3 separate regions of the Homo sapiens genome follow, and all the other regions are linked to region 1. A link is a contact called in ENCODE Hi-C or POLR2A ChIA-PET data. All regions are on one chromosome and are shown on one strand. Each heading gives the region's core, a stretch centred on a gene start or an enhancer-like site at or near the end of the contact. The rest is flanking DNA. Distances are from core to core; before and after follow the strand shown.

Evidence for each region. Hi-C counts contacts between places; a loop is a spot of excess contacts on that map. ChIA-PET counts read pairs that join two places held with the same protein, here RNA polymerase II (POLR2A). Pooled maps may share reads with other maps.
Region 2: a pooled map shows a loop between it and region 1 (4-fold over the local background). The contact joins two enhancer-like sites. A Hi-C loop is called at or near these places in 3 of 37 single-sample maps with no recorded cell type and 8 of 50 pooled maps. POLR2A ChIA-PET finds 5 or more read pairs at or near these places in 1 of 52 experiments (activated B cell).
Region 3: a loop to region 1 is called in a map of CD14-positive monocyte, with 3 times the contacts of the local background. The contact joins two enhancer-like sites. A Hi-C loop is called at or near these places in 6 of 168 maps with a recorded cell type or tissue (CD14-positive monocyte, CD8-positive, alpha-beta T cell, GM12878 and 3 more), 9 of 37 single-sample maps with no recorded cell type and 12 of 50 pooled maps. POLR2A ChIA-PET finds 5 or more read pairs at or near these places in 13 of 52 experiments (AG04450, GM12878, H1 and 8 more).

The regions. Positions count from the first base shown.
Region 1 is chr3:101,900,377-101,903,511 of GRCh38, reverse strand. No RefSeq gene overlaps it. Among named protein-coding and RNA genes, the nearest start is that of RDUR, 39 kb to the left of the region's middle. Within about 2 kb of position 1,416, at least 5 of the 41 ENCODE cell types and tissues checked have a DNase peak (open chromatin) inside an H3K27ac peak, as active enhancers do; they include CD14-positive monocyte, where a contact is called at or near this core.
Region 2 is chr3:101,963,371-101,966,505 of GRCh38, reverse strand. The region is part of intron 2 of RDUR (RIG-I dependent antiviral response regulator RNA); the gene reads right to left. Among named protein-coding and RNA genes, the nearest start is that of RDUR, 24 kb to the right of the region's middle. Within about 2 kb of position 1,570, at least 3 of the 41 ENCODE cell types and tissues checked have a DNase peak (open chromatin) inside an H3K27ac peak, as active enhancers do.
Region 3 is chr3:101,860,125-101,863,259 of GRCh38, reverse strand. It overlaps NFKBIZ (NFKB inhibitor zeta), which reads right to left. Exons shown (of 12, transcript NM_031419.4): 12 at 2,238-3,135. Among named protein-coding and RNA genes, the nearest start is that of NFKBIZ, 12 kb to the right of the region's middle. Within about 2 kb of position 1,600, at least 2 of the 41 ENCODE cell types and tissues checked have a DNase peak (open chromatin) inside an H3K27ac peak, as active enhancers do; they include CD14-positive monocyte, where a contact is called at or near this core.

The sequences.
Region 1 (3,135 bases), core at 167-2,666:
CTCAATGGCATTTTTACAAGCCAGGGAGCATATCAAAAATGCAGTGTTTACTAAGTCACCTCATATTTCTTTTCTGAATCAACCCCAAACTTATTCATTATGCTTATCCATTAATTGTTTTGTAGCCACTAATTAGCTGTAGCTTGTCCACTGAGAGCTTGACAGACTCATCTGTTTTCCAAATTGACTGTATATGGATTTTTAGAATTTTCTCATTTTAAAATAAAAATTGAGTAGATATGCTCACAGAAGGATTGAAGTTCTATTATCACCAATATTTCATATGTTATTGGGTTTTCAATCTCATTTTGTCTTAATTTTTCTCATTTGTGTTGCCCTTGAAGTTGTAAGTTTTAGGGCTTAGGGGCCATGTCTTTTTGTTTGAAAACAAAAGAGCTTCAGAATAAAAGATTGAAAGATTAAAAAAAACTGTTAGCAATGAATGCTTCTGGGTTAATGGGATTGTGCATAACTTTTTTATTTCTGTATTTTCCAATTTCCAAATTTTCCACGAAGTTCTTATAGCTAGAGAAAAGTATTATTTTAAATAATTTTAACTTCTCTTGTCTATGACAATATATGTTGATTTCCATAAAATGCCTCATTAACACTGAAAATAATCTAAACCCTGGTATCAGTAATAAATAGAAGTAAAATTCTTAGATTCATCCAAGGCAAGGGCTGCATGTGCTGGAGGCCTAGTGAGAGGGAGCCACTCCAACAGAAGAAAGGAGAAAAGTTGGAAGCAGAGAATTTTAGTGCCCTCATCATTGCTCCCCTGAATTCAAGCGGCCCAGGTTCATAAACCCACAGAGTGCTTTCTACAGGTCCACAAAATAAAACCTTACAGCACCCTATATGACAGGTGGGCTCTATAGCAGAAATGTGACTTGTCACCTGCCTGGAGCACAGAGCCATTCACAGTCCCAGAGATGGTTTTTCTAGGCAGTGAAGTGGTTCTGAGATTCTGTCTAGGATACTTTTAAGCATAGACTCAGAAATAACAAGTATTTAATGAAGGTAGTCAATACTAGAAAGATTCCTTCCATCTCAGAGAAAAAACTTGGAAGCTAGAAAGACTTAGGTTTTTAAACAGGGATTGGTTTCTCTGGCATTGCAGATATGTTGAAATACATCGAAACCCTTGCTCTGCCTGCTTCCTGATGCTTTTGTTATTATTGTGCCTTGTGATGTCATCAGTTGTGAGCTGGTGATATCATAGTGCATTATTTGAGCCCTAGTCATCACCCAAGTGCTGCTGAGAGGACAGATGATTGAGAGAATGACAGAGAAAATGTTGGAATCTCCTCCTATGCATGAGTCAGAGAGGAAATTGCTACCATCTTCAAGGTCTACTGAGGAAGCACATACTGAATGCTGGAAGCACCAGGGGAGATCCCCAGCTGTTCTTGTCAGAGCAACCCTGAAAGCAAGATCAGAATGGCTGCTCCAAGAGACTGGACCAGGCCACAAAGCATACAGAGAAAACAAGGGTGGGATACATGGATACAGAGAAAACAGGGGCGGGAAGGGGTATGGGGGACATACTTTGGGAAGAAGTCCTCCAAGAAATAGTAAAATCTTTACTCAGGGAAATAGTACAATGCCTCCAGGAGGTAAGACAGAAGCAAAACTTGACAGAAGCTCATCCTTAATCCCTTTGGAAATACAGATTTCTCTCTGGGCCAGAATCCTAACAAGGTAGCCCAGTGAATCCTTGGAAAACAACCATTAAAAGCACGATTTTATGATTTATAGACTCAGTGACTGAATTAATATCACACTTCTGACGTGTACCAGCTGTGATTTAAGGTGATTACTTAACCTCTCTGAGCCCCAGCTTCCTCATCTGTAAAATAAATAATGAGCCCTAATCATAGAGATGCCATAAGAATTAAATGAAGAAATGTTTATAAAGTACTATGTATAGAAAGTACACAGTGCCTAGCATAAAGTAGGCCTACAAAAAAAATAGCTACTAAGTGTATGTGTGTGTGTGTGTGTGTGTGTGTTTGTGTATAGAATTGTGTATTTTTGAATACCTGGTATATCTCATGACAAAGAAAGATGAGAAGCATTCTGGTTTTGGTTTTGGACTTATTAAAGGAGATATTATGCAAAATGTTTTATATGTCAGAATCCCCCCAAAAAATTAGTCCAAATAACAGTGTACCATGACAAAGTTATCCTGTGTTCTGGGTTAATGGCTTTTCAAACTCATTTGGAGTCGGTTTAGGTAAAATACTGTGCAAGTTTCTATATATCAAAGAAAAATTGCACAGCATAGAGCTAAACAGGCAAGAAAGACTGTATTCAATACTTATTGCCATAGGAGTCAAGTCTATTGCAATAGGGGAGAATGGTTAAACTTGAAAACAAAAAGAGGGAGAATTTTTAAGCACTGGAGTGAGCAAATAGAAAAGTACTAGAGGACATTAGCGCTGGCCAGTGGGAGTAGGCCATCTGTGTTTGCTAGCTGGTGCTTGTTCATGTATTAAAGCTAGGCTCCTATGGTCCCACAGAGACTGGGAAATAGGGGAGCTGTCTTTCTTGATAATTACATTGCAAAGTGGCGGCTCCCAGGTCCTTGTGAAAGACATTCCTGGGTTATAAAACTTGCAAGAGGTTGGGAGAAGATTGACCTCTCAGAGGGCCAAAGAATTTACAATTACAAGCTTTCTACAGTAAATATTCTTCCTTCTGAACTACAGTTCTATGAAAAAGGGGGGAAAAAAGAAAGGAAAAATGAAGTACATGCTCTAAGAAAAAGAGAGCTCAAGGGCCTATACTCGGGAAGAAGCCTGTCTAAAATTTAGTCAAGCTGAGGGGAACTTTAAGACCATCTTGATCATATACCCAGCTTGGCAGGGTCTGCCTTCATGTATCAGTGAGGAGATTGCCATCTAAAGCATGTCTTCTCTGGAAGCACCTGTCTAAAACTAGTTGCCTACCTCCATTTGCAATAACCTGACTTTCATGGGTCTGGACATTCCCCTCATTTGAGTCATTCTCCTGTGTTAGACAACAAAGTTGAGTGCACGGTTTGTAGGAGACCATAGTTAATAACATTGGTGTGATCTGGGGGCAGGAATGAAGGACCTACCTGCATCTCTTATTAGCCTTTCTGTCAGGGAA
Region 2 (3,135 bases), core at 321-2,820, 63 kb before region 1:
TAATTTCAGAACATTTTCATTACCCGAAAAAGAAACCCCACCCTCATTAAGTCACTTCCCTATTCTGGAAATTTCATATAAATGGAATCATACCATATTGGCTTTTTGTATCTGGCTTTTTTTCTAGGGTACTTTCTAGCTCTACAACTCTGGACAACAGGATCTAATAAAAAAGGAGAAGCCCATCTTGAAGACATCATTCTTCTTTTTCAGAAGTTCCTAAAAATACACTGTGAAATATTAAGAATGTAGAACTCATGGACTAAGATCTGGTCTAGGCTATAGACTCCCTAGCCCATTGGGAGGGATATTCCTCAAATTCCCCAGACTGATTACCATGTGGCCTAAGTCTGAAGATCACCCTAAAGACAGAGCATGGTATCATGGGAAATTCAAGAGCATCAGAGCTTCACAAACCCAAACCCTGGCACAGCCACTCACTAGCTTCAGGGTGACCTTGAGCAATCTTTTTTTTTTTTTTTCTAAGACAGGAAAAAGAATAATCTGAGGCAGAGGTGGGCAGATCACCTGAGGTCAGGAGTGTGAGACCAGCCCGGCCGACATGGCAAAACCCCATCTTTACTAAAAATACAAAAATTAAGCCAGGCGTGGTGTTGCACAGGCTGGAGTACAGTGGTGCAATCTCAATTCACTGCAACGTCCACCTCCCGGGTTCAAGCAATTCTCCTGCCTCAGCCTCTTGAGTAGCTGAGATTACAGGCATGCGCCACCATGCCTGGCTAATTTTTGTATTTTCAGTAGAGATGGGGTTTCACCATGTTGGCCAGGCTGGTCTTGAACTCCTGACCTCAGGTGATCCTCCCACCTCGGCCTCCCAAAGTGCTGGGATTACAGGTGTGAGCCACTGCGTCCGGACAACCTTGAGCAATCTATTTAACCTCTTTCATTTTTCACTTTCCTCTTCTGCAAAATGAGGATGACAGCAATACCTTCTTTGCTTGGTTGTTATGAAGACTGGAAAAAAAGATACACAAAGTACCTAATGCCTGGCAGAGACAGGGCCCTCAATAAATTATTATTATTATTATTATTATTATTACAATTACACAACTATTATTATTCTTCTTCTCTTAAGTGCTTTTACTTATCACCCATGACAAGTGAACAAAGAACTGTTCACCTGAACAAATAATTATGTTGGTCATGGTCTTTGCCTTCTCGGAAATGACAGACTATGGTAAATATAAAATATACCTCTTTTCGCAATCTAAGATTACCTGTCCCTGTTGTACTTTAATCTCACCACTTAATGTTGGAGAGGAATATAATGAAGAGTATGCTGTGTTCTTTGTGCACATGTTTAATCTACAATACTGGACTGGAAACTTGTGTCAGCTCAACTCTTCTACGAACAAGATGCCAAGACAAAATTAGTCATGCAGGAGATTTCTTGGGAGAAACGCCTGTGAAGGATTTGGGGAGGGGCAACCAGCATGGGCAGGGAGGGCCTTCAGAATAGGAGGGAAGGAGGAGGACTGGGTAGTAGGAGTCAGACGGCATTGCAGCACTGAGTCTGAGCCAGGCCGACCAGGAGGCCTCAAGCAAAGACTCCTCATTAGAGGAGTCCCATGCCAGCCAGAAATAGCCTGACCATGGTACCATACAACTACCACATTCAGTTACTAGCTAGAAGAATCCCCAGAAGTCTGTGACTTGTCAGCGTGAATGCAGGGGCAGAGCCAGAGGGGCCGCAGCTGGAAACTGTCAGCTAACTACCCTCCTCATGAGCTTCTCACGCAAGTGGATTTGAGCAGTGCACGCCCGCAGCCTCTAGAGAACTCCCTGAAGACAATAATTGTGTTGGTATTATTGCTTGTACCTAGTAAGTTCTCAACAATTGTTTGTCGAAAACTGAATACGTGATGGTTTTTAGCAACCAGCAGGAAGAACAACCCATTTGCTAAATCCAGGTGGATTAGGTCTCATAATTCCTGAAGAAAGAAAATGTCTTCCATCATTTGAAGTAAATGACAAGGCTCAGAAAATACTCCTGTGGCATAGCAGATCCCAGCCTCCAAACAATAAGTGGGTTGGGGGTGCTGAGGTGATGAGCTGACAGCAAAAGAAAGAAGTGTCAGGCAAAAGTGGCCTGAATTAAACCCACCATTGACTTCATTATGCACTTAATTTCACTTGTATAGACATAGCCACAGGATGAAGTAACCAACAGTGGGTATGGCCTCAAAGGTAAAAGCAAGGTGGTACAAAAACTGCTTCTGAAACAGATGACAGAGTGGAGAGAGCCTCAGGAGCTCGGGGTGGAGGGAAGATTTCAATCGTGGAGGTACACTTGCCCAAAGCAAGCACCCAGCAACTGGAAATCAGGTCACCGCAGCACTCACTGGAGGCTTGAAAAGGATAACTAACTCCAGTTTTCAAAGAATTAAAATAGCTATGGGTGAGGCAAGAGGAAGAAATGACTCACAAATCTGGAGGTAAAATGAGATCTCTGAGCTAATGATGACAAATAAAGGAGGGCAGAGAGAAGAAGCAGTGTTCTTGTCAAGTTCATTTCTCATTTTCATAATAGACAGCTATCTACTTCAATTAAAAATGATTTATTGAACACCTGCTATGCACAAAATGAAAGAAGCAAGGTTTCAAAAACATTCCCATGTCCAAGCAGCATGACTGAGCTCCTCCCAATGCCAGGTATATATGGTGGAGTCTGCAGAAATGAAGAAAATCATTCCCAGTGACTACCCTAAATCCCACCAAGGAGACAAATCCAAAAAACAATTAAAATACAATAACATAGTACATTGTGAATCATGCAGTGATAGAGGCAGGTCTAAGTGTTATGAAAACACTCTAAGTAGGGCAATCATTTAACTCATCATTAAACCAGAATGCTTTGAAAGTAGAAGGGGGCATTATCAATAATTATACTGTGACAATGGGCATAAACTGGGATTGTTCCTGGACAAACCAGGATGAATATCATCCTAGTTGTAAGGAAAAAAACTGGGGAGAGGCCAGGCATGGTAGCTAATGCCTGTAATCCCAGCACTTTAGAAGGCCAGGGTTGGGGGACTGCTTGAGCCCAGGAGTTTGAGACTAGCCTGGGCAACACGGTGAGACCCTGTCTCTATTATTTAAAAGAAATAATGTTTT
Region 3 (3,135 bases), core at 351-2,850, 40 kb after region 1:
TACTGGATTAAGTCATAAACTGTATGTAGATAATAAAAATATTTATACACTGAAGAATAAAATATGCCAAGAAAAAAAATTTTTACAAAGTGTTGAAATTAAATTCAACTTAGGAACTATTTATTGAATGTCTACAATGTGTCAGATACTGTGCTAGGTGCAGGGCCTCTGATGACTAATAAGGCAGTGTCTCCCCTTCTCTCAAGGATTAATCCAGGGCACCAGCAGGTATAGCCAAAACCTAGTAGCATGGTTACAAGTAATCTCAAACCTTGTACCCAGGCCTGATCTCAGAGGAACCATCACAAACTTAGCCAGTGACTGAAGCTGATTTCTCTCTGAGGTCGTATTCAATACAGAACAACTGAGGTTATCAGAAAATGGAAGTTAGTGGTCGTATGTTTAAGTTGACATTTGTTAAAAGTCAGAGACATTTGAGGAAATTTTCCTGTCCTGATTAAGTAAAAATATAGAAAGGATATTAAATGTTACTGATTTGACTAACAAATTGAGCTGGAAGATTTGGTCTCTGACTCTTGTAGGGATTCCTTAGTCAATATCAAACTACAGCACTAACAGTCCTTTGCAAAGACAGACTGCCTGATTTTTTTCCTTAATGAGTCCAACTATGCCCATGCCCATTTTCATTAACATATCATCCATGTCACTGTGAAATCATGTGGCAGAATTAAATTCAGAACCATGATAGCCAATAATTCATTAGTAATTAATAGTATAACTCTGGCTCAAAACATCACCTCCCCCAACAAAACCAGTGACTCTAACCAGGATTGGCATATATTCGTTCATTCAACCAATATTTTATGAACTATTTCCATGTGCCAGGCACTGTGCTAGGCACTGAAGTTGCAGCAATGAGCACACAGTCTTGGCTTCTGTGAGGCTTTAAGATGTATTCAATCAAGAGCCATTTCCCATATTCCTGTGGCAGATATCACGCACCAATCACAGCAACCTCTCCTGAAGGTTCAATCCAGCAACCTTCTCCTGAAGCCCCTACGAGCCTGAGGATCTTTCTCAACTTGATACTCAAAAATATTACCAGTCAGAGGTGGAACACAAGATGAACCTTATTGGCCACTTCCAGAGTCTAACTAACTATATTAAAATCACCTGCTATTCCCACAGACGCCTATGCTTTGGTTCATGCTGTTTGTTTCTTTCATCTGCCTCTCCTCCCTTTATATGAACATCCAAATCAACTATTCAGAAGATACAGTTCAAATGCTCTACCTTGAATCCTCCCCAGTCAGAAAGAAATGTCCCTTCTGAATCTCTTTTTAAATGCTATTTAACATAGTTTACCTAATAAAGTACATGCCATGTCTCTCACGTAAACATCTTAAGGCTAAGAAATGTCTTATATGTCTTAGCCTCAAATTATTTACATCTTTGCACACACACACACGCACACACAAACATACTTGCTAGATACTGGTTCAACTATGAGAGAATTTGGGATTAAGAGAGAACATAGAAGCTCACTTGGGTAAAGCTCACTGTAGGGCTATGTTCAGTGGGAGTACATCATTTCTGCTGTTCTGGTTAACAAGTTGCATTTGCAAAGCAAATTACCCAAGATTTTGTTATACGAAAGAAGAAAAGTATGTGCAGAAATGAAACTAAAGTGGATTCTTGTGAGTCATGGTCTTCTAAAGGTTGTGAAGCCCCAAATATTGCACACAGCATTTGTGTGTATACATATATTTGCATTTTCCAGGGAAAGGATTCATAGCTTTCACCAGATTCTCAAAACAGCTGTAAGAACTAGAATATATGTGCAATAATTGTAACAACATACTGACAGATATTGATGTGTTTGTTCTCACACGTCAAAATGGCTTGCTGGCAAAGGGAAGAACCTTTCCCAGGTTTACATCTCTCTAAGGATGATCCTGGTAATCTCCAAACTGTTATTCCTATGATTCACTGCTCCCACTTAGCTTTTTTTTTTTTTTTTAAGCATCTAAACATGTGAATGATCGACAGCATCTATTAAACTTCCATGATAATTTCAAAACCTAACAGACTTCTCCTAGTAAACTTAGCAAATAGATTTTGATGTTAAATCTTGTATACTTTCAGGAAACATGTTCTCCAAAAAACCCAAATTAACATAAATTAACTAACTCAAAGGTATTTAAAATCATCAATAGTACTTTTTCTATCTAGGGAAATAAGGCACTAGGAAAAGAAAATGCATGTAAGACAAATAATATTAGTGAATTAGTTTATTTAAAACCATCAGTTTTTCCAATGTGAATGGACTGGTTCATATCACACCATATTTAGAGATACAAGGTGATTATAACTAACGTGTCTACAAGACATACTGGGTCAAACAATGTGATCAATCCAAAGGGTATCTTTTTAAAAAGAATTTAAGTACTCAGCTGCAAAGATAAGTTCACTAATGAGATTTTCTTTTTTTTTTTTTTTAAAAAAAAAAGGTTTTTAATGAGTCAAATTTATTACAAAAACTTAGTGTGTAATCAAAGCCAAATACATTCCTCAGGCATGCCAGCGGCAAGCAAAATAATGTTAATAGAATGTTATTAAAAAATAAAACTTTTTCTGAATGATATATATAAAACATCATGGCACATTATCATCATTTGACAACAGAAAACAGGAAGATATGTTTCAATACTGACTTTTTGTTGTTTCAATAAAGGTAAAAAAACAAAAATTTCAACAGAACACATAAATTAGAAATTCTAGAGGGTAAGCCATAAAGAGGTGTTCTCTTCCATGCAACTGCCAGCCGGGCATGGTGGCTCACTCCTGTAATCCCAGCATTTTGGGAGACTAAGGCAGGCAGATGGCATGAGCTCAGGAGTTCAAGACCAGCCTGGGCAAGGTGGCAAGATCCTGCCTGTACAAAAAATAAAAAATTAGCCAGGCGAGGAGTGCACACCTGTAGTTCCAGTTACTCAGAAGGCTCAGGTAGGAGGATCACTTGAGCCCAAGTCAAGGCTGAAGTGAGCCAAGATCATGCCACTGTACTCCAGCCTGGGCGCCAGAGCAAGACCCTGTCTCGGGAGAAAAAAAAAAAAAAGCATGCAATTCCCTACAAATAATGTATAATTTCAATGCATGAGAAAAAGCATCTTT